Linked DNA regions of Mus musculus: region 1 is linked to region 2. The links are chromatin loops, found by intact Hi-C in ENCODE. Cell type or tissue: left cerebral cortex. All regions are shown on one strand. Each heading gives the region's core, and the rest is flanking DNA. Links, peaks and the distances in the headings are about the cores only.

Region 1 (12,311 bases), core at 1,401-9,400, 870 kb after region 2:
GGACATTTGAGACATATTTACAAGTTCAGAGGTTCAGTCCATTATCATCAAGAAAGGAGTATGGCAGCATCCAGGCAGGCATGGCACTGGAGGAGCTGAGAGTTTTACATCTTGTTCCAAAGGCAAACAGGAGAAGACTGACTGCCAGGCACCTGGAAGAGTCTCAACGACCACGCCCACAGTGGCATACCTCCTCCAATAAGGCTTCACATCCTAATAGTGCCACTCCCTGGGCCAAGCATATTCAAACCACCACATACGCTGTTTGTTTCCTTCTTCCATTTTTTATGTTCTCAGCCAACTTCAGTTGGTGCACTCTAAGTTCAATTCATGAAAAAAAGAAGTCAAACAACATTCCTTCTCCAAAATGAATCCCATCAGCATGGAGACATATCTTGCCTTATCCATGTACCATTTATATAAATGGAACATGATTTGTTATTATGTATATGCAAAACAGCATAAATTTGGAAATCAGTTAATCACTCAATAACTATCTGAAATATTAAACATTTACTTTAGCATTTAATACTAGTGCTAATATGCAAAAGTACTTCTACACAGATCATGTTTCTAAGTCTTCACTTAAAAAGTAGGTCAGTGCCAGCAACTGACAGGAACAGATACAGAGACTCACAGCCAAAAATTAGGTGGAGCTGGTGAAGTCTGCTAAAGAGTGGGGAGGAAGGATTATAGCAGTCACAGGGTTCAAGGACACCACAAGAAAACACAGTTAGCAAACCTGGACTCACAGGGCTTCACTGAGACTGAACTGACAATCAGGGAGCCTGTACGAATCTTACCTAGACCCTCTGCACATGTTATAGTTGTTAGCTTTGTGGTTTTGTGGGACTCTAAACAGAGGAAGCAAACCAGGGCCGTTTCTGACACTCTGGTTTGCTTTGGGAACCTTTGTCCCATTCGGTTGCTCTGTACAGAGTTAATATGAGGAAAGGTGTCAAATCTTATTCCAAATTAATATGCCTTATTTGGTGGATATTCCTTTTCTGAAGGGAAGCAAAGGATGGGGAGGGAGGGGATGTGGGTGATGGACTAGGAAAAGAAGAAGGACATAATATATGAAAGAATAAATTAATAATAATGATGAGAATAATACTTATCTAAACATAGAAAATATAGATCAGTATAATGTTGAGTTATATAAATAGAAGTTAATAGTATGTAATATAGAATTGGCAAGATGGCTTAATAATGTAAAGAACTTGTCACAAATCTGACAATCTGATTTTGATACCTTGAGTCTACATGGCAGAAGGAAAGAGCCAACTCCTAAAGTTGTCCTGACTTTCACGTTCATGCTATTTCATCACAAAAGAAAGAAGAAACATGGAATAAAGTATATATAACATGTATCACTCGTATTATATGACATGGCGTAAAGAGTAACTTTCATATAACAAACATTTGTATTCCTCTAAATATTACCAACTATGTTTTGCTCTAATACTCAAAGCAACTAAGATGTAAGTACAATCAGGTAAAAATGATACATAGCAAGCTCCTCTGGAGCAACAGAAACAAAGGCAACTCTAGGTACAAGGGCTTGACCATTAGGAAAGAACCCCTCAGCCCCAAACTCAGCAGGAATACAAGAACTCAAAAATGTGTGAATCTTGGTTGTCAAATCTTTTTCATGGGAAAACTGAAACGCTGATCTCAAAGGGTGCAATGTCTGTTAATCGGTTATAATTCTATGAGAAATACAAAAATCTCGGCCAGCACCAGGCCATAAATCATGAATGAGAAAGGTTGGGATAAAAGAAATGCATTTTTTATACCCTCTACACAAACATCAAATTTTAATCCCATCAAATAGAAAAGTTGGAGAAAGCCATTACTCATTGCATTTCATGTCTTAATAAAGCTCCCCACTTAGGCCGGCCAGGTTGTCACTGAAATCTTCCCCAGTGGTTAGGGACAATGAAGCAGGAGGAGCAGGTGCCCAGGGTTAGCCTCAGTTACATACAGAATTCAGGGTGAGTCTGAACTGAATGATACCCTTGGTCAAGAACAAAATAAAAGCAAATTAAAAAAAAAAAAAAAAAAAAGGCTGATTGGTGGTGGCGCACGCCTTTAATCCCAGCACTCGGGAGGTAGAGGCAGGTGGATTTCTGAGTTCGATGCCAACTTGGTCTACAAAGTGAGTTCCAGGACAGCTAGGGTTATACAGAGAAACCCTGTCTCGAAAAGAACAACAACAACACCCCACCCCCCAAAAAAGCGTCATCATTTCCTCCAACTGCATGACTTCTTTCATAACCTGTCCTTGGGCATCCTGTACCTCAAGTTGTTTAAATTAGTAACACCCACCAAATGGAACACCTTCAGGAAGTGAGGTTCCTCATGGTCTTTGTCAAGTGCTGGGGAAGGAACAGCAGTGATGTTCTCTTCAGGAGGAGAGCAGAGCAGGACAGTGAAACTGCCTCAACACTGAACTAATAGACCGAGCTGTATCAGAAAAACAAGACTAGAAATAAGAAAAGATGCATTCGCTCTGCTCTTTGGCTCCTTCGCTCAGTTTCCAACGCTTGGCTGAAAAGTAGACAGAGTGTACCAATGGCAATCGACTGGCTGCTTGCCTTGTTTCCCTACCAAAAAAGACTGTCTCCAACGCTGGCATCACATGCAATAAAGGCTGAAGCGTTAAGTGTTAGGCTTATTACTGCAAACCAAAACCCAGTCATTTTCTCTGGCAGCACCCCCATGACTCTGAAGACTACTGTGGCTCCCAGTAGTTAGTTGATCTAGAATGTGGCTGAGATGGCCACATAAGTGAGCACTTCACTCCGAGTCTGACATTTAAGGTAAGCTGCTGACGTCTTTTAGGACTTCTTGAACTTGATTCAAACTTTGAGACTTCTATTTCCGGGCTGTATGATATTTTTTCCCATAGCACTATATTTTACACAAGAGAGACCTTTTAAGACGAGGGATCTGAATGCTTAAGGACCACTGAGGTCTAACTAATGGTGCCTTGTGTTATCAGAATTGTTTCCTATTGAGATGGAGTATGAACGCCAGTGCTTTAGCATAAAGTCAAGAACACTTTCACTTCAATACAAAACATAAGGCAATCAAAATATAGGCCAATCTAGGAGACTCAGAGTGAATGGGAACTTCCTCTGAGAGATTCTCAGTGTATTCAAAAAACCAGTTCCTGTACACCAAGAACCACCACCAAGAAAGTCAGACTCAAGGCCAGACTCAATGCGACTCCTTTGGTAGAATACTTGACCAGCATGAACTGAACGAGGCCCTGAGTTCGAGTGTCAGCACTCTATAAACTGGACCTAGTGGTATACATCTGTCATTTCAGCAATGGGGAGATAAAGAAAAAACGGGAGTCCAAGGTCATCCTCAAGTCCATAGCAAGTGGGGCCAGCCTGTGACATAGGAGACACTGTGGAAGAAAGGACGAAAGAGAGGAAAGTGGTAGGAAGGGAAGATAAAGAAACTGCAACTCAAAGATAAACAACTGAAAACCACGAAATTATGGAAAATAGCATCAATTGGATCAAAGTGATGTGGCAAAAATATGCAATTTACACAACAGGTTCCAATGGTATTTCCATTTAAAAAAATCATTCTGTGAGATCTTTTAAACCCTGTCACAATTAAAACTGTATTTATGAAAATATCAACTCAGAATCCTTTTGATACAAATGTTACCATCAGTATAGTTAAGCCAACAGTACATCTGATTATTTATGCCTGATCACCTTGAAAATCACCATCACAAACTTTATTAAAATGTAGCTAAAATGCTCTCAAAATGCATGCATGTTTGTATATATGTGTGGTGGAAGCCATATGCAGGCCAGAGGACCACTTATGAGAGGTGTCTCCTTCCACCCTATGGATGCTAGGATTACAACTCACACACCAGGAGCCGTGGCAGTCGGCACCTTTATCCCATGGCGCCATCTCCCCAGCTCCTAACATGTGTTCTGCAGTGTAAACATAAGCCACCAGCACAATGACAAACTTCTATTTAGTTTATTAAATACAAGTCTCAGATGTTACGCAGATATAACAGATTCTAAGAAATTATATTTTCAACTTCCAAAATATCTTATTGGTGCTTTGACAAGTAAAACAATGTTTTAAAACATTTTTAACTCTTGGGGGGAGTGGGGGACAATTTGGGAATATAAAATAAGTAAATCCCAAAGCTCACAAGAATACTCAGAACGGCTTTGTATCCCCAAGGTGGCTGTAAACAGTTTGTTTCTAAGAGTTCATAGCTTAAAGGAATGTGAGTACCACAGTTTCACCTTGTCTTGGAAGCCCCTGCAATGCTACACAGTTGTTTCGTGTTTCCATAACCCAGTCCTAACATTACCAGTGACGTCGGTAGCTAGCAAGGGTCCTTCCTGCCCATTGCTTTTAACTGGTCCATTCTGAACAGCCAAGTTCAGGCCGTAAGATTTCTGCTGACTTTCAAGGTCGGCTGCAGCTGGCTTCCTTGGTGCATCTTTCTTACTACTAGTTGAAACAGGCTTTTCAACATTTCGGCTACTTTTGGGAAGTGTGCTACAAGCATCACTGCTGTCTTGTTGGGGTGGGTTGTACTGTCTCTCTCTGTAGGCTAAATAAGCTCTCCTACTCCTTGAATGTCCTTCATTGCTGCCTGGCCGGCTTTTAGGTAAGCCATTCTGCACGCTTCCTTCCACACTTGTTGGGACGTCATAGGCATACTCTCGCAGGACTGTGAGCCTGCTGGCCCGGTGTCCTTTACTTCGGTTTTTGTGGTGGCGGCTTGGGTGCACGTTTGTTCGAAACTGCACGTCTAAAGGAGCCACATGCATTTTAATATCGTTGTCCATCGAGTGTTCGGTCAGACTGTTATCAAGCTGCGGCGTGGCATTCACAGGTAGGGCATTGCTGTGGTACTGTGCCGCAGCAGCCTGCAAGTTTGTCAGCTTGCAGCCCTGGGAAGAGTTTTTGAAGCTCGATGCGCTTTTGTTCGTGCACGAAGACTCTGCGCTGCTATTGGTGCACTTTGGAGCCTCTCCATTAGTGGCGCTTGAGTTGGGAGGTTGGACGTTGACTTGCACGGAGTACGAGCTCCGCCCTGGGCAGCACATCATGATCCACGCAAGTCTCACGTCCTCCCTGTTGATGCAGTGGTGCACCATCATGAAAGCACTGAAGCTTAAACAAGTGGCTCCGAAGAAGAAGCTAAAAACCAAGTCCAGAGGGTAATACAGAGAAACAGCCATGGCCCCAAACATCCACAAGATGACATACAAAAGCAAAGTAAGGCTGGCGCCCAGAAGCTGAGACTGAAAACTGTGCTCGTTCTCCAACGTGGACGTAGAGATGAGAGACAGAGACATGGAGTCCTGATGGTTGATTTCACCATTTTCATTGGCTGCCAATCTCTGCTGCTCTTCTGTCGGCTCCTTGAGCTCATATTTGCGCTCAGGGTGTCTTTTCAACTGAATAAATATGCTTAGAAAATACATACAGTTTACAAAAGTGATGAAGCTGGCAGGTCCGTAGAAGGCTCCCAAGGACGGTTCCCAGGCCATCCAGCAACTAGGAAAGAACATGAGGAACTAGCTTAGACGCTCTGTAGTTCAATAAAGCACTTAGGAGATTGGCACCAGCTGTGCCCACAAACCTCGAGTAAGTAGTGGGGTCAGGTGTACAGAGAACATGGGGTACTCACTACGGTGCACTGGGCCGACTGCCATAGTTCTTGATGTTTGCTGCCGCGGTGATACCACACACTATGATGGGGATCCCACCACCAATCAGGTAGAACCTAGGAGAAACAACGGCTCATTATCCTGTCTACGCGGCAGGAATACTTACTGCATTGTCTACTAAACACTTCGCACATCATTCTTTGACGATTCCAATGACACACTGAGACAACTTTCAGTGACTGCTTTTATAAATGGCCCATGTGATTTTGGTTTGGATCTTTGTTAGGTTTTGTTCTGCTTTGCTTTTCCATTTGTTTTCTTCTTTTTCAAAGGACCGGCTCTGAGCTGGGGAAAGCTGGTCAGCTGCTGCCACCGTGTGGCCAGGTGGAAGAACACTTGGGTCTACCTAAGCTTTTAGTGGGTTGTGTTTTCAGGGAAAGTGGCTTCCATTAAATTCAGCTGGTGAGCCAAAAACTGTGGGTCTATTATTACACGGCAACTTTCAAGATTCACACACATAAAATACAGTAGGAAGAGCTATGGAGAGTGAGATTTCGCAGACTTCAGCTAGCCGATACTCTTCAGTTCTTACACACAATGGCAGGCATCTGAGCCAACCCTACAGTGTGCCTCTGCAGGCTGGGTTAGCAAACCTCAACAGCGCTGGAGATATCCAGTCTATCTGGTGTTCCTTTTCATTTCAAACATAGCTCGTCTACTGGAAAGATATGTCGCCTCTGGATCACTACACCCCTAACTTCTCCCTAGACCTTGCTCAGTACAAGCACTTCAGTGACAGCAACATGTGGAAACGAATTGGGCCGAGCACTGGTAAACCTCCCTGGTGCTTACTATGCATGCTATTTTGCCTGTCTTTTTCAGCTGATGGAAACACCATCTGCAGGCTTACTGTAACCCTGCAGACGTCTTCACCTTTCTGACACTCGAGTACTCAGATCCAGGCAATCCCACGACCCTCCTCACACATCTAGCATGTACAAGCTCTCTGGCTCCAGTCCTCAGCGAAAACCCCGTGACTCACCAACACTTCTTACTTTCAGGCATCCCAACTTACACTCCACACTAATGCCACACTGTCCTAACAAGACCCTCTCAGCACCCACTTCCTGAGTTAAAGCTCGCTGTCCGGCAGCTATTCACACTTTAACGTGGCTATCTGTTGTGCAGCTCTGGAAGAGCTGGGTATGAAATGCATAAACACTTAAGAAATTTACAAACTCATGAAGCTTACAAAACTTAGACAACTATAGAGGCCCTTCCCTGAGGTACTATAGGCAATAAGTAGAACTAGCTGTGACCCTTGTCCGAGTCACCCACGGTCCTGCCAGTCAATCTAGCAAATGTACAAGTTCCCCAAGATGGACTTGAATGGAAGCAACCTGCGCTTCTCAGCTAGCTCCTTTATGCAGGGGACACCTCTACCATTCCCTAACCCCAAAGCAGGTTCATGGCAGCAGCTTCAGCAAGTGCCCTCCTCTCACAAGTGGCCCTTCTTTGTACGTGCAATTCCGCACTTTCTGGAGGTCTGAACAATACGTATCCACAGCCAGTTCTGCAAACTCTGAGGCGGGGTGCGCTCAGCTGGGTGCACATCAGGCCTCCAGTGAACCTACTCACAACTGAGAATTCTGCTCATCTAGCACAATCAGTCCATTCACAACTCTTTTTATCGTAACGGGCAGGAAGGAGATGTAACTCCGAACTCATTTTGTCTTTTGTTGAGAGACAAAATTAATTCTTAAGATGAAGATCAATGACACAGGATGTCAAAAAACTTCAAGAAGCTAGTATTTTATAGAGAGCTGATACCTCCTTCTTGCTCTGCACATAACCATGAGACCCTCTCACTCCTTCTGAGCTTGAGAGGCACAGTGGAGACGCTGATGCTCATAGCACTGAGAACCAGTCAGCTTGCAAGTCTTCCCTTTGACCTCTCAAAGGCCACACCAATGTTTCTTGCTGTTGTAAGTTACGACTGTGGTTCAACTAAAGCAAACACAATAGGTAATGAACACCTGCGATACAACAAAGGCTCACACTACCTCAGCATCGGTCGTGGAGGAGCGGGTGGCTCATCTGGATCCTGGCATCTCTTGGCTTTCTTGGTGACTTGTTTATAGATATTTCTAGCAGTGACTCCAACCCACAATACCGTGGCAAGGGTAGAATAATGAAGAATGATCCCAACCTACAAAGAAGATTGGACAATGTATGACGATTAAAAGAACAAATGTTTCCTCGAGTCTGATTAAAATGCAGTAGGAAGGCGACTCCTTCACGTGCTCATGAAGGAATCGAGGTTCTTAACAGAAGATCAATTTATCACTTGGTTCACCTTCTAACTGCCACCTCGAGGAGAAGCAGAGAAGGGGAGGGGAGGGACACACCTGGGCTCTGCCTGAGAGTCGCCATATTTCAGGAAGAAAGTGATGTAACAAGGTAAGGCTTAAGCAGGTAAACTCAGAAGTAAAACACTTTCCCTCAGTTTAGGACTGCACCCATTTCCCTACCCGACTGTGATTTCAGCCAAATCACGCACGATCTCAAGCCCTCAGCTCTGTTATATTGCTTCCCAAGAGTACTTATTGTGATTATTGTAAGGGCCGTGCTGAAGAAAGCCTGTGAACCCTGGATTTCTGTCTCTTCAATTTAATAGTGGGGACTTTACTAACAGACAGCGCTGGCGTTCTGTGGAATCTGAATAGGCGTAAACTCATGGGCACACTAGGCACCTGACGGTGTAGCTGCCCACATAACGCAGACTGGACTCTATGCTTGTGATGACAGGAGGTATGCTGATCACATGATCCCTCTGGCTGGGGTGGCAATTCTGTATGATGTTGAAAGGGAACACAAGCAGCTTGAACGTTTTTTGTTTGTTTGTTTGTTTGTTTTAAGAAAATAAACAGTATACATCAGCAGAGGAAGGACACAATCTAGAATCTTGTTTCTTTTATGGGATGGGGCAGAAGGTCAGACTGAGACGGAATCTGTAGCCTAGGGTGGCCTGTAACTCACTGTGTAACCCAGATTGACTCTGAACTTGCAGTCATCCTTCTGCATCAGCTTACAAAGTGCTAGATTTATAAGTATGACATATCATGGCCAGCTTTCTAAACTAATGACTTGCTACTTTTTCCAACAGTTGTTATCTTGTGTCTTTGCTTATTTGGGGAACAGAATCTCAAGGTCTCCTGGCTGACTTTAATGTCACCATGCAGTGGATGAAGACTGTACTCCTTCTATAAGACCCTCCACCCCCTAGGTACTGAAGTGCAGGGCACTCCATTGAGCATGGCTTTACATGGAGCTGAGGAGTGAGTCCTGGATCAGTACCTTTTCCTCACAATTATTACAGGTAAAAGTCTAGAAATGAAAAGCACCAAGAAAAACTATTCATTAAGGGGGTAGCGCTCCAACCTTCAGGAAACTCCTGCTGACATCTCCAAACCCAGGTTGGCAACAAAAGAACAAGAGCCAGCCTGCAGCTAAAGCCTAGAGGCAAAAGAGCCCAAGTGACTCTGAGCCAGGACAGTAGCCACCCAGAATAAACCATGCAGACTCTGGAAGTGCCAGGACAGTGGGTCCCACTTATCTCAATAGGACACTCAGAAGTCACCATCTCCTAGGGACAGAAGTGGCTCCTTGGTTCACAGCAGTTTTACTGACTTGCAAGGAAAGAAAGGTTCATAGAGAAAAACATCACGGCCCTTTTTGCCATCTGAATCATCCTCAGAGCTTTAAGCAAAAGGAGCCCGTGCAAATTTGTTGTATAGAAATCAGTAAATTTATATAAGTGGAGTAAACCCCACTTACTTATATGGCACTTACATAGTAATAGAAACTCTGATCTATTTACATTGTCTTTTTTCAACTAAGCCACTACAGTATGTATACACTGTTCTAGACACAACAGCTGTACCAAAACCAAACCAAACTAAACCATACCAAAACAACAAAACCCACCTGTATGATGAATAATCACATGTGAACATGCAAAAATAGAAATAGCTCCCGGAAGTAAGTGGCAGGCACATACCCACAAATGTGTCTCTGAAAGCTACTGAATTAACACATTTGATGCTGCAAGACAGAGGTCCCCCAGCAAGCCACAGGCTCTTCCCAGTCAAATGTGATGGTCTACAGGGCCCCAGCCCTCAGCAGTGCACAACAACGGAAGTGGGAGAAGCAGATCAAATGTGAGCATGTTAATCATATCTCTGCTGGGTAACACTCTACATGATTCAGTTTACAGGCATATATAACAGACTGAAGTGCCTTCTAGGGTTAACATAAAGTAGATAGCCCATCCTGTTTCCTGATTAGATTTCCCCCACTGGCTCTCGGTGCCAGCACAGCGATTCTCTAGATAACAGATACAAAAGGACACGAGAGAAGGGCATCTGGCACTCTATGTGTAGATTAAATCACGGGACAGCAGAACACCAAGGACAGTCAAGTAAGGTGCAGCCAAATCCCTTTATGCACGGCAAAGAAAACCAAGGGCAGAAAATGAACCACCAAGCAATTGCTCAGTGGGACGTGGTAGGACACGAATTCCCCCAACCCTGGGCTAGGCCTCTTCAAACTCCCAACTCTGCCTCTTTGCTTCCTCCAGCTCCTTCCACAAACCAGTTAAAGGCAGCAGAAGACTGGAACTGTTAGGAACTTGGCAGCTGACACTTCCAACACTCTCAACCAATCACCTTGGGGCAGAATGTGTAGGACCACCCTCTGTTGGTAAGTCTGTGATTCCTGAAAGAGGGAAGAGACAGCTACATAAATTACATGCACAATGTACCTGAAACCGAACACATCAGGGCTCAGTGAGTGCATGCCTGGTCTACCTTGAGACTGTCAGGTCTAAGAGAAAATAGCTAACTGTGCTGCCTATAACCTACTAAGGCACATCTGGCCTGCTGGCTTTCCCAGGATTACAGCTGTCGCCCTCCTCACCCTCCTCACCCCCCCTTACCCTCAACTTCTCCAGCTCACAGGCCTCCCTTCCCCCAGCTTCTCATTCCTACAGAACCCTGCCATTTCTCTCCTTAGTCTTCCTTTCTTGGGCTCCTTGCTGACACTCTTTCTCTCTTTCCCTCCTCTCTCTCATGTCCAAGACCAGTCTGGTGGCCATGTTCAATGTACTACTTTCTCTCCCTGCTCTGGACTCTTCCAGATGCCTCTGGCCGCACTCTACCCCATATCTACAATAAAAACCTTACCCTCAACCATGCCTTGGAACCGTCATATTCTCAGTTTTATACATCTGGTGCCAGACTCCCCAGTTTATAGAGAATCAGGGTCTGTGTGCTAGCCTGGCCCTCTGAATATAGACCAGGCTGGCCTTGAACTTACAGAGATCCACACCCTCGGCTCCCCAAGTGCTTCAATTAAAGGCGTGCCAATTATGGCTTAGTTTTAGAGACAGAAGAACATAAAGATCATTCTATTTAGCCATCCTGATACATATTTTATAGGAGAAATACAGAAGGCTTAACCAGGTAGACTAGTAGAACAAGTGGATGAGACAAGCACAGAAGGCACTACCCGTCAGCACCCAAAATCCTCACCAGGTTTCTCCATACGACTTTCCCAGCCCAAGAAACTGAATCCTTACAATGTGAGAACACACCAAGGAGCCCTGAGTCATGACCACAAGAACCAATCTGCTATGACTGTTACACCCTCAAAGCGTACATTTATAAACCTTTAACTGGAGCATTTGTTCTGGTTCCTGAGGAGTCCAGACAATCCCTCTCCCTTTCATTGTAGGGAGGCTATAAAACACCATTTGGTCATGTTTACAACAGTCTCTTCCTATTCATTTCAGTAATGAATAAGTTAACATGTCTGCTTCAGGAAACCAAGGAGCACTTCGGGATGAAATTGAGGATAGTTGTACCAAAGTGTGCTGTGGGCTGTACTAACAGGAACTAACATGTACTAACATGCTCGACAAGGCCAGGGGCTTGATGTCTAGCAACAAACACTGGCTTCTTTTTCTCAGTAACCGCAGAGCACCTCTCATAGGTCAGCTCTTATCCTGGTTCCTTGATAAATGTAGACGAGCCAAACCATACAGTTCTCACCTCAAATCCAATGATAGCTTAGAGTCCATAGACGGGGAGGAGTAATTAGGTATTATGAAACTAGAGCAAGCCCTGACAGAGGTACATAAGGGACAGTATCTCTAAAACTGTTACCGATAGTACCTTCAACACAAGCCAGAGGCAGAGACGTGACTATGAGGGACCAAGGACAAAGCAGCTGTCTTGTCTGTATTGCCTGATCCAAGACTTATCTGCAAGTGTGCTTTCAAGGGCAGAGGAATGACTCATACAAACACATCACACAGCTGAGATGTAACTAACTGTCAATACAGGCAGTACTAGAAAACACTTACTGAGAAGTTAGTATAAGCCCGCTCCCACTGAAACTCAAGACGCTAAATCCTCTCAGTGGTTGTTCCAAACGTTATCACAAACAGGCAATCACACAACATGACTGGGCCAAGCGTGGGCCTGTGTCTGTGATAATAAATTATTGTTTATCATGTAATAGCCATCAGAAAATCCGCCAGCATGATAAAATTCCGAACTTGAGAATGACCTGTAT
Region 2 (12,311 bases), core at 1,777-9,776:
GTTAATAATAATGCAATTACCAAATTCTAAACAGCAGGCTGTGCTGTGTAAATAATTGCAGACCTATAAGTTTTGATCTACATGTGTTTTTTTTTCCTTAAGTCTAACGAGATCTGCACTGTTCACTGAGTTTTGTTTTTAGCAAATAGCAAAATTTTAAACTGAGTCCTAGAAACTCCATGATTCCAAAACAAATATTCAAAACACAAAGCACAAAACAATAACAAAATCAGCCAAGAGTGTAGAAAAAAGCCAGACTATAATAATTCAAATCCTAGTTCTACCTTCCTGTAGACATGAGACCTTGTATAAAAATTTAGCTCCTGGGGCACGTGGTGTGTATAGAGACAATGCCAAGAGCTTTTGCTCCTCAGTGTTTCTGTGGACATTAAGTAGGCAAATCCATGCAGCGTTATTAAAGATTTGCCTGTTTACCTAGTGGGTTATCAATATAACCCCTTCAATATGTATTAAATTTAAATCAGTAATGCATCTCTATGATTGGAACTATATACACATGCTGCATTCATTTGTCAATACAACCTAATAACACATGCTATTTTCAATGAATCTTGATGGTTTACACTAGCTTACTCTTGTGTTTCTCACATATAAGTGAATTAAGCAAAACTAGACAGTGAATCCCACCAGTGCCCAAACAGGAAAGTTTACATCTACAGCTATAAATCTTCTACTACAAAATAGGAAATAAATTTCAAGGACATGTTTGTCTATATGTCCAAATATTTTGATATTATCCTGAAATTCTATGACTTAATCAGCAATGATTAAAGTACCCACTTACACAGACAGCAAGCTTCAGTTAGTCCCAGTAATCTTTTGGACACCTGTTGGCTTCAAATTGGTGCATTACAAATACTAGGCTTAGACACCATCCCAAGGGAGAGCATGCATTTTAACAATACGCCACTAGGTGGCGCTGGAGGCAAATAGTATTTCTCTAAGGAGGTGAATGTCGACTTTCAGGCAATGTGTCTTAGTTATGCTGAAGCGAAATTTCACAACGATGATATGATTACGATCAGCTAGCATGAACAAAACAGCATCTTTGCATCAGTGTCTGACAAGTAGAAGTATACATAACAGGAAACTTGTGCATATTTATTTCTGTCCTGAATCCCTATGATTCAGCAAGGCTTTTTTTTTTTTTTTTTTTTTTTTTTTTTTTTAAACAGAAGCAGATGCTCAACAATAGGAAATTATCAAGAAAATTCCACATATCCACAATCAAATATTCTGTACTTATCAGTCTCATTTTGTATACCAGACTAATGAGGCTTTAGAATTTCTGAAAGAAAACACCTGTTGTAGTGTATGTAATTTACCAGATAGGGGACATATTAAGGGCATCTATTTTCCTTCCATTTTGATTTAGAACTACATGATTTCATTCAATATATTTCTTTTCTGTCTTTAGTCCTCACGAACACTTAACAGTTAACAGAAAGTCTGAACAGTGGGACATGTGTCCCAGAGCTTAGAATGGGACATACCACAGGGTATTTTCACAGATCCACAGTTCTTGAAAGGCACTTCCCATCACTTATAGCCGAGGTGGCTCCCCAGGCAGCCCTTAGCGAGGAGTAATTTCTGAGTCTATGATTTTAGTCCATCTAAACTGCTGCCATTCTCCATCTATTCTGCCCTTTCTGAACTCCTCAGTGTCCTACACATGCATGTGAGCACACATGCACATAAGCATCACTGGTTAGGGATTCAAGCTCATTGGAAGTACCTGTGGGTTCAAAGTTAAGGAAAGCATTCTACTACAAAATGAACGTAGGCTACGTACTCAGTCGTTCCTTCCCCATAATGTTCCTTGGCCACATAACTCTGATTTACTTCAGAAGAATACTGACATGCCCCCATTATATATTCACATTTTTTTCTAGTGGCTGAATCCATGTGCCCCAGCCCTACCTCGGGGAGTTATTAGAGTCTGACAAGGGATACGGGGGAGGTCTTTTCTCTGCAATCATTGGCTCTAGGCTTATCTACTTCCATCTACCATAGTGATGCATAGGTGTGACTGTTGGCCTCCACGCTACGAGAAAATGAGGTGACCATTATCAACAGCACAGAGGAGCAGACTGATATGAATCTACCATCACTAAGAAATACTCTTCCAATATCTCATAAAAAGCATATCAAGTTGCTAATTTCCATCACTATAAATTGGTATGGTCCTTAAACGTGAGTGGATTCTCCATAGGAAATTTCCTTTTTATTCCTCAAGACGTATCTTCATTTGGTTTGTTCACAATCAACCTGCATATCTCTCCCTGTCGGGACGAGTCTGCTTCTCCACCATATCCATGATACACTAAAACTTACGATACCTAAAGAGTATATTCTAATCATGTTATACTGTAAAACAAACAAAACTTTAAAATAGCTTCTATGACAATAAGAAAGGAGAGGAAACACATTAAACAGCATTTGAGAAGCTCTTAATACTTCCCAAAACTTTCACAACCACTTTTTGTTTTGATAATAGTCTCTGTGTACCAGTGTAGACACTATGCTAGAAATACTACCTTACTCTCCACTACCATTTATTATAACCTATGATTACTCTTGGTGTCTTGATAGCACAATATGATAGCTTGTACCATCTTTCCTTATCTCCTTCTTTTTTGGGATAACAATAACTAACATTAGGAAGCAGGTACTTCATGCTAAAAGCATTTCGCAGTTACAGTGTTATACATACCACTTCATTTAATCTCTCGAATTTCCTATGGCCTGGTACTATTATTAAAACTCAATAGATGATGGAATTGGACCAAGGTCCAGGGACAATGCAGTGTCTCTGTCATCTTACAGGATTATTACTACTTTAAAACCTGTCATATATTTCAACAATTTTCCTCTCATCTTTGAGCTCAAACCAGGCTTTCAGACTGTAATCCATGCACCTTCTTATGTTTGCTTTCATTGCACTTGACAGTGGATTTAAGAATGGCAACAATCTGTTTCATATCATGAAAAGATTCAATATTGAACTATTTTCCTTTCTTTTACCACAGAATTGATGTTAATGAGTGTGGCTCTAGAAATGTGTACTTCACAAGACCTTAGTGGATAATGAACCCTCCAATTAGCTTACTGTTTTCTTTTACTTTCTAGGCAAGAAAAAAAAAGGCTTAATTTTAAATGTACTCTATAAAAATATGTGCGGTTGCATACACTAGCAAGAGTTTGCTGAAAGGACCCTGATATAGCTGTCTCTTGTGAGACTAGGCCGGGGCCTAGCAAACACATAAGTGGATCCTCACAGTCAGCTATTGGATGGATCACAGGGCTCCCAATGGAGGAGCTAGAGAAAGTATCCAAGGAGCTAAAGAGATCTGCAACCCTGGAGGTGCAACAACATTATGAACTAACCAGTACCCCAGAGCTCTTGTCTCTAGCTGCATATGCATCAAAAGATGACCTAGTTGGCCATCACTGGAAAGAGAGGCCCATTGGACATGCAAACTTTATATGCCCCAGTACAGGGGAACGCCAGGGCCAAAAAGTGGGAATGGGTGGGTAGGGGAGTGGGGGGGGGGTATGGGGGACTTTTGGGATGGCATTGGAAATGTAATTGAGAAAAATACATAATAAAAATAACATTTAAAAAAGAAGATAAGCAATGTATTTTACAAAATTTACAGTAAGGACTTTATACTTACTTATGTGTGTGAGTACGTGTGTGTATGTATGTGTGTGTGTATGTGTGTGTGGTGTAAAACAATACCTCTACTAGATGAGATATGATTTTATCTAAGTGCCATTATTGACTGAGTCAGTCATACACAGTAAGCCTTGACTTTCCAACCTATTGGATGGAGCACAGGGCCCCCAATGGAGGAGCTAGAGAAAGTATCCAAGGAGCTAAAGAGATCTGCAACCCTGTAGGTGCAACAATATTATGAACTAACCAGTACCCCGGAGCTCTTGACTCTAGCTGCATATGTATCAAAAGATGGCCTAGTCGGCCATCACTGGAAAGAGAGGTCCATTGGACAGGCAAACTTTATATGCCCCAGTACAGAGGAACGCCAGGGCCAAAAAGTGGGAATGGGTGGGTAGGGGAGCGGGAAGGAGGGTATGGGGGACTTTTGGGATAGCATTCTAAATGTAATTGAGGAAAATACGTAATAATAAAAAATATTTTAAAAAATGGAGCTCATATCCTGATCTCCTCTTATTAGCTTTGGTGGTGTTTTTTAAATAACACATATAAGCTGGGCAGTGGTGGCACACACTTTTAATCCCAGCGCTTGCAAGGCAAAGGCAGATAGATTTCTGAGTTTGAGGTCAGCCTGGTCTACAGAGTGAGTTCCAGGACAGCCAAGGCTACACAGAGAAACCCTGTCTAGAAATAAATAAATAAATAAATAAATAACAATATAGTCTTGCATTTACTTACTTATGCATAAAAATTTCCAGCAGATTAATTCTGTCACTTATTTATATTCTAATTCTGTTTCCAAATTTGTTAATTTAAAATGGATAAGGGTTTTCAAATCATTCCATTGTAGGAGATAGTATAGTAAAGAGCCAATAAAGAAAAGTCAGAGTTATGATGTAGCTATCAGGTTAATGACCTAAAATCTTGTATATTTGAACTTTATAATTCCATTTTATATGCTCTTTGATTCAAGATCTTTTTATGGACATCCTATTTTTTTATCCTTTTATCCTATTTTTTTATCCTTTTATTAATAACCTCATTCAAGTGTATTATGTTTTGTAAAGGCCAAAAAATAAATAAATAATAATTTTTCATTATAGAATTAAGAAAACATACATGAAACATATTTCCAAAGATGGTAGGAAAGATCTATGCCTTTCTATCAAAAGCACTTGAAATTTTTTGAAATACCATCTTTTAAAGTATAAAGAAATTCTCTATTTGATAGTGACTTTTTAAAATCCCTATAGATTACAATAGCCTTTAACTATGGTTAATACAGACAGGAATCACTGTCCTTATTTGGTGCATAATAGAATTCCTGGCATCTGTCGCTGTGGCCTTCAGTCATTGGAAGATGGTATTTTTGAAGTTCAGAAAACAATGTGTTGAACTGACTGTAAATAACCTTAATGACAGCTTTGGACGGTGGCCCTCGAGATCCCATGACATCTTGTACACCACTCTGTGAAGCCTGCTTCATAGTCTGACATTCATTGTACCTACCACTATTAATCACTAAAAAATTCCTCTGTAGGAATAAAGAGACAAAGACCAATTGAATTCTACAGTAGTCTGACTTATACTAGCTTGTACAAAGAAGCAGAGTTCCATATCTTTTCTTAATGGAACCAGGAAAAGCTGGAAGGAAGAAAAAAAAAGTCCATGAAGAAAGAAGAAAAGGAAGAAAGAATGTTGAGGATAAAAAGCAGGGCAGGAAGCGGGTTGGGATGCCTGAGGTTTATATAGTCATCTTAGAAAGTCCCTTGATCACACTGCTATCTCACCCTTATTGAGATGACCATATGTTGAGTTGAGGTCATTACCCAAATAATCAATTACTTATACTGCTATCAATTTTACTTAATATTACCCTTTGTCTTAACTTTTGTATTTTAATAGTTATCTTTAAATGAACCTGAGAATAGACAGATTATTTTTCTTTCTTTTTACGACAAAAGGTACCTCTGAAGCTGCAGTTCTATTTGATGTTTCCCCACACCGTGGCAGCAGAGTCTAAATGAGCTGGAAAATTCACTGGTGGGAAGATATTCATTTAGCCTGTGATTCAGAGATCCAGGCCACAGAGCTGCTCCCAGCAGGGATGCACATGAGATCAAGTGCAGAAGACTAATCTCTTCTTAAATCTGTCAGGCAGAAGACACATTAGGTAATGATCTTCTTTTATTTCCTGAAGGTTTCCATTGATGTCACTGAAAGTTAAACTTCCTTCATGGTTTTTAATTGGAAAATTTCATTGGATATGTTATCAAATCTGTTGGACTAAACAATAGTAGCCTAGTGGACTACATTTCAAAATCTATCAAAAGGCCATTCGTTTGATCGTAACATAGAAAATGCTTATTAAACAATGAACATCACCTCGAGGGAGAGCATGAAATGAAAGCAAAAGCCATGCTACATGTCTGTGATGTAGAGGAGACAATTCTTCAAGTACATTGGCACATGGGGAATGAGTAGGTAAATGTTGGTCCATTAGTAACTGTTCCTCTTCTCCTGGCACCAATAAACTACCTGCCCTGCTGTGATTCTCCAAATGGAAAACATGAATCATACCGGGCCAAGCTGAAGGACAGGCCTGCTGTGGAATAGTTCATATGCCAACAGACTTATGTGATGAATATGTTTGTCCAATCACTGTGACACCTTATGTTTGCACAAATCTTTCAGCCTCCTCATTCACCTTCACACGGAGGAGTGAAGCTATTTATGTCCTTTCCCTCAACACCGGACCTCTAACAACGTCAGTTTTCTGTTGTCTTCACTGGCTTTGTTTCTACTTTTCCAGTGGCCCTATTTCTTGGGTAGCTGACTTGAGAGAATATTTTAGAAGCTTCCTGCGTGTTCTGCCAGTTCTTAGGCATGATGCACTCATAAGTGTCAAGACCCTCTTTGGTCAGTCAGGAGATTGTGTTTGTGATATGATACCTAAGGAGCCGGGATAAGCAGACAAGTGCTCTAATACAGATATATCACTGGGGTGTGTGCTGAATATTTCTGTGAATATCTATATTTATAGTTGCAGATGTTTTTATATTTTGTGCCATTTTTTGTCAGTGTAGGTATTGTTAGCATGTTAGCATTCCTCCTAGGCTCCACCCAACAGTTACCTAGCAATAGCTAAATAGGTATGGCCTGCTATATAAAGAACTGTCTGGCCTCTCCTGGCTCTCGCTGCTCCACTTTGCTCTCTCTGACCCCTTTCTCCCTCTCTCTCCTCCTCCCTCCAGTGTTCCCAGCTAGCCTCTTCTCTCTTTTCTCCCCCCCTCCCTCCCCCCTCCCCCTCTCTGTTTTGCCTCCTCCTCCTCTTCCTCCTCCTCTTTTTATGCCTCTATTCTTTCCCCAGCCCCCCTCCCATGCCCCAAAATAAACTCTATTCTATATTAAATCCATTGCAAGGCTGGTACTTTAGGGGAAGTACCACTCCCACTACACCATACCGAGCTCTACAAAGTTCTACATTGGCTTCACAAAAGGTATTATTTGTTTCATAACTCCAATTTACAAACTTGAAGGTTCACATATCCTGCTACCATATGTACTTTCCAGCCATGGGTCACTGGACCTCTCCATCCAAACACTGTCGATTGTTAAGCTGCCCTACTACTCAGCATGAATGGCCCTGGTCTCAAGAAAGGGCTGGCCACCCTCTAGTGTCCTCAGGGATGGAGGTATCCACAGTCTTCATAACCTACCCGCCTTGCTGACTCATCTTAGGTTCTCTTCCCTTATGTGACGTGTCTCTGTCCCCCCCCACCCCGCCCCTGAGATGGTTTCTCTCTTTCTGTTGGAACATCATAGGCCTAGGTAAACCATTCTATCTCAGTACTGGACCATAGCTCCGCCCCTACTTTGCCAAATGACCGCCTGGCAATCTAGCCTGGCTGCTCGTTCGACTAGTTATTATATTTATCCTCAGAATGGTACTAGTGACAAAATAATAGCTACTTTTACTGAATGAATATATTTTCCCCCAATTTCAGGCTCCTTATTAGGACACCTTCTGGTTTAAAAGGCTTCCAAATTCTTACACTAAATGCAGCCCCAATACTCACTAGATGACTCTAAATGGCCACTTAATGGGACTTAGAAAAACACTTTTAAAACTCCTGCCAGTGATCCAGAAAATAGGTTTCCTCTGTCCAAGCTTTGTCCTACCTTTGCTCCAAACCACTTAACTCCTTAATCCAGTGAGCTCGCCTCTGCATTCCTTCAACTCTAAAAACACTCTCCAGATTTTGTTTCAGACTTAATTCGTTCGGCTGCACCACTGCTGCCCGCCATTTGCTGCAGCAAGCAGTCTTAAACTCCTACTTCCTGGGGAATTTTTATCTCTGTATTCTTTCCATTCTGGTCCATACTAGCTCTCAGCCAGCTGTGGCAGGAGAAGGCTGCCTGTGGTGACAGGGAGAGATCTCCTCACATGTGCATAATGCCCTGCTCACCAGGCAAAATATGTCTATTCGCATTTCTGTATGTTTATTTGTCTTTGCTGACACATAGCCACCCACGGTTCTATAGATAAATGCTGTTCCATTCTCAGCCATAACAAACATGTGACTTTCCACCACAGGCAGAGCTATAGCATCAGCGCCATCTTAGCTAAGGGTCACATGGCTGGCTGTAGCTTCAGCATAATCTCAATTGAAGACAGTTACATGACTATCCACCATCTTTGTTATGGGCAGTTTTCCCTTCACTGCCTTCTTAAGTTAGAACAACATGGCATATGTTTAGCCTTGGTTTTGCTACTGTCATTACTTTCATTAAGTTATAATATACTCTCTTTGTTTGCTAGATACAATTTACAAGAAGTGATTAAAATAGACACAAATTGTCTCAGATATGCCTAATAGATACTATCTCACAAATCTGATAGATATAAGGTTAAAGGTTTAAGCTTATTATGACAGAGACTCCCCAGTACTAGCAGTCACCAAGAAGATATGTTCTCGGGAACAAGAGACTCTACACAGACTGTGGTATGATAACCAGTGAGAAAGAGTGTTCCATTGCTTTGCCAGCTGCCCGGGCAGCTCTTCTGATTGTGGACATAGAGAAGAAGTCTGGAGAATTAAATGTCTCAGATTGCCTAAGACAAGGTGAGTCATTTCTCCAGTGTTCCTCCTCCACAGGAAAAAGTCCTTCTCATCGTCTGGGCCTGATGGTCAGATTGCCTCTGCCCAAGTTACCATAGAGGCTACAGAGCCCTGAGAGAACTGTTTAGATAGTGAGCTACAGACAAACCACTGTCGTTTTCATTAATATATGACATCTAGATAATATTTTATTCTTCAAGAGATTTCTGATTGCATTGACAGCTAAACTAATGACAGCTTGATCACTAGAAAACAGACAACTAGCTCCTTACCCCAAATTTGTTAACTAGTTAAGAGAACTAGATCAATTCTCAAAATGAAAGACAGGTTTGCCTCGCTTGCAGGCTTCATAGTAAAGGATATGAAGTTCTGATGAAACCGTTCATTCTGCTACTTCCTTAACCAAGAGAAGCTCAGTTTCCAGTCACTGTTAAGCTGTAACGTCAAGAGTTTAAAATCCCAACATTAACCAATGGAGTTCTTATGTGATCCACTTTTATAATCACAAGCTCAAATTTCAAGTTTCCTTTGATTGACTTTTAACTGTAGACTTAAAGGGTTTCTCATGCTAAATCTATATGATCAATCATATTCACAAAGTCAAATTTTTGAGTTTTCTTTAATTGTCTCTTTATGTAAACTTAAAAATGTTTCTTATTGTTTCTTATGTACCTTATGGGGAAGGATGCCTCAGCATGGACGCACTGAGGTAGTCCCTCCCACTGTACCATACCAAGATCTACAAAGCATACTATTGGCTTTACAAAACATATTAGGTATTACCTTTTAAAACCTTGATAATGCTGGGCACTGGTGGCACATGCCTTGCATCCCAGCACTTGGGAGGCAGAGGCAGGCAGATTTCTGAGTTCAAGGCCAGCCTAGTCTACAAAGTGAGTTCCAGGACAGCCAGGGCTACACAGAGAAACCCTGTCTCAAAAAAACAGAAACAAAAACCAAAACCAAAACAAAACCCCTATGAACAATATAACCTTAAAGTCATCACAACAAAAATCCACATAGCTGTGTTATTTCCTTTGTAATTATGAAAGAGTAATCTACCCCACAAAAATAAAACATACTATTGTATATATCCTTGCTAGTGAATGGAGTTATTTTTTAAGAAGTCATTTTTAAGGGAACATTTAAGTCATTCATGTTTTGATGAGAAAATGAGTCCCAGAGAGCTTATTTACTGTATGGAATACATATTGACAATAGGAAAATGATGAGTCAACAATTTTGTTTGGTAGGAAGCAGCATTGTACCATCATTATGTTAGTCAGTCAGCCTGTTAGTTCTCAAATTTAAGTGACATGAGGAACTATTTTAAGTAAGAAAAAAAATAGGTGCCTGTATTATGTAATTTTGAATCCTTTATCTGTTGCATAATAGAATAAGAAAAAAATATGACTTTGAAATCTAGATTTGTCTCTTGATACCTGCAAGAACTTAAGTTATTAAATAACTCTAAAGATATTTATTCTTCTACTGATAGCATTTTCTTCAGTGTTCTGCTCTAAGACGTGGAAGAACAGCACAGGCAAGCTACTGAGCCTTTTGCATGCTGCACACTAAATCCTCATTAACTCTTATCATCTACTTCATCAGGATCACTTTGTTAACTTTCCTCTCAACTCCACCACTTTCTTCTTGTCTTCAGTTAGATCTCATTTAGATAGCCACACAAGGAAGCAAAACAAGCCAGCTATTTGGATTAAACAGTGGCATAGAAAACTTGCTTCTACTGAGTCCCTGTGTCCATTAGACCCAGAGAGAGGGAAAGATTTGGAGAGCGTGACAAGAAAGTTTTACAGAAATGTGACTGTGCCATCTCCTCTATGTGGAAACAGGAAACAGGCATAAATAGATTTTTTTTTTTAAAAAAAGGAGCTGGGTACATTTTATCAGCAGACAAAGACCTGGTGCAAAGGGATGCTGCTAACATCACTGTTACCCAGTTTTTAATGTGGGACTGTCAGATCTAAGAAACCCAAAGAACCATAACAGAAAGCTGCACTCTGCCCTTTGTAGACAATGCACCTTCCCTGAGGGAACCTTAGAATCAAACTATTTCAGTTATTTGCATATGGTGTTTTTGTTTCTAAGTGGTATTTATGCCTTCAAAACATGACAGCAACATGTCATCTTCAGTATAAAACCATTTTCAGCTCAGCAGAGAAAGTATGTTGTCACTAACTCTAGGCAATTGAATCACTGCAAGTTTAATGTCTTGTACATAGCACACAGAGGACAAAGATAGATAGTTTAGAAAAGATATCATCAGATTATTGATATCTACACAATAAAGTATAACCACTTCAAGCACAGCCTATGTTTCCACAGAGAATTCAAACTCTGCAAGGACAGCCCTGATGGGGAAAATAGTAAGCAAATAATTATGGCCCTTCTTTCCTCCAAAGAATTAAAATTACCTTTGTGGGTAAGCAAACTCAATCGCCTAAGGTCACTGGAGGGATACAGAGACACAGAGACACACCACAGTAAGTAAGTAAGAAATACTGAAGGAAAAAGGAATGTGGATAGATTCAGGAAGGAGCCATGAAATTAAACTAAAACAAAGAAGCAAAGAAAAGCTGTTTTTCTGACAAAGTCTTTTCATGTACTGATTCTTCAATATCCATCTTAGTTTTCCCGAAAGGTGGGAAATGGTGTAGTACCAAAGCTGAGCTATCTTTCAAAGAGGACTATGGTTATCTAATCTACCTTGTACCAGTATCCATTTAGGGTAGGCTATCCATTACTAAAGAAAGATTTCACTCACTTGTTACATATTTTACTAAATTAGTCTCTCATTCAGTCCTATCTTGTCCATGACTTATGCTATCTGTTTAATTTATCACTACCTATTTTCTAATGTCACCTAACACAGCTTGTACTTCAAGTAGAATCTGAACTTTCCATGCTCTTGTGTAGAAACGTGTGTTTTCCTCTGTTAAGAGAGTTCCTATACATGACTTCTCTAACAAAAGATTTCCCTAAACCCTCTTACATTCCTATCATATTGAAACAGAGGGTAGCATTCTTACTTTAGAAGAAATCTCCACTTCTCTAACACCATGTCCATTCTATTTGCAAGATTCTCTCTCAAGGGAAGTTATTATTTCAATGTACACTCTCCTAAATGGGTTGGAATATCCATCCTCAATAGAGTGTTAACAAGAAGGTTATGTGAGCACCAGAGAATTGATGTAATTATAATGGGAGTGAGTTGATTATTGTGGAAGCTGTCTTTCCATGAGTGGATGTGTTTGGTGTCCCATTTATCTTAACCTCTCTTAATTTTGTACTTAGGTTGATGCTAGAATAAGGCCCTAGCTAAATGCAAGCATTTTGATCATGGACTCAAGGTCTTCCAAAGCGACTATGTCAAGTAGATTTCTGCTCATTATATATTAGATAATCTATATTATTCTCATCAATTAGTACAAAGCAGTCCAAGTCAAAACTATGGGTAATATGTATAC

What was found. Hi-C counts contacts between places; a loop is a spot of excess contacts. Peaks named below come from ENCODE experiments on the same cell type or tissue, not always from the same donor. Only the 100,000 strongest peaks of a DNase experiment are listed, where the experiment ranks them.
Region 1: a loop joins it to region 2, with 4 times the contacts of the local background. A loop is called at or near these places in 9 of 42 quality-filtered maps.

The regions. Positions count from the first base shown.
Region 1 is chr5:49,955,953-49,968,263 of GRCm38, forward strand. It overlaps Adgra3 (adhesion G protein-coupled receptor A3), which reads right to left. Exons shown (of 19, transcript NM_133911.1): 17 at 7,739-7,884; 18 at 5,696-5,791; 19 at 3,999-5,562. The coding sequence ends at 4,320. Among named protein-coding and RNA genes, the nearest start is that of Adgra3, 97 kb to the right of the region's middle. In left cerebral cortex, for the core only: a CTCF peak has its summit at 6,056 (motif pointing left); DNase peaks (open chromatin) are centred at 5,766 and 6,053.
Region 2 is chr5:49,089,396-49,101,706 of GRCm38, forward strand. The region is part of intron 1 of Kcnip4 (Kv channel interacting protein 4); the gene reads right to left. Among named protein-coding and RNA genes, the nearest start is that of Kcnip4, 430 kb to the right of the region's middle. In left cerebral cortex, for the core only: a CTCF peak has its summit at 5,694; DNase peaks (open chromatin) are centred at 5,730, 6,418, 8,170 and 8,849.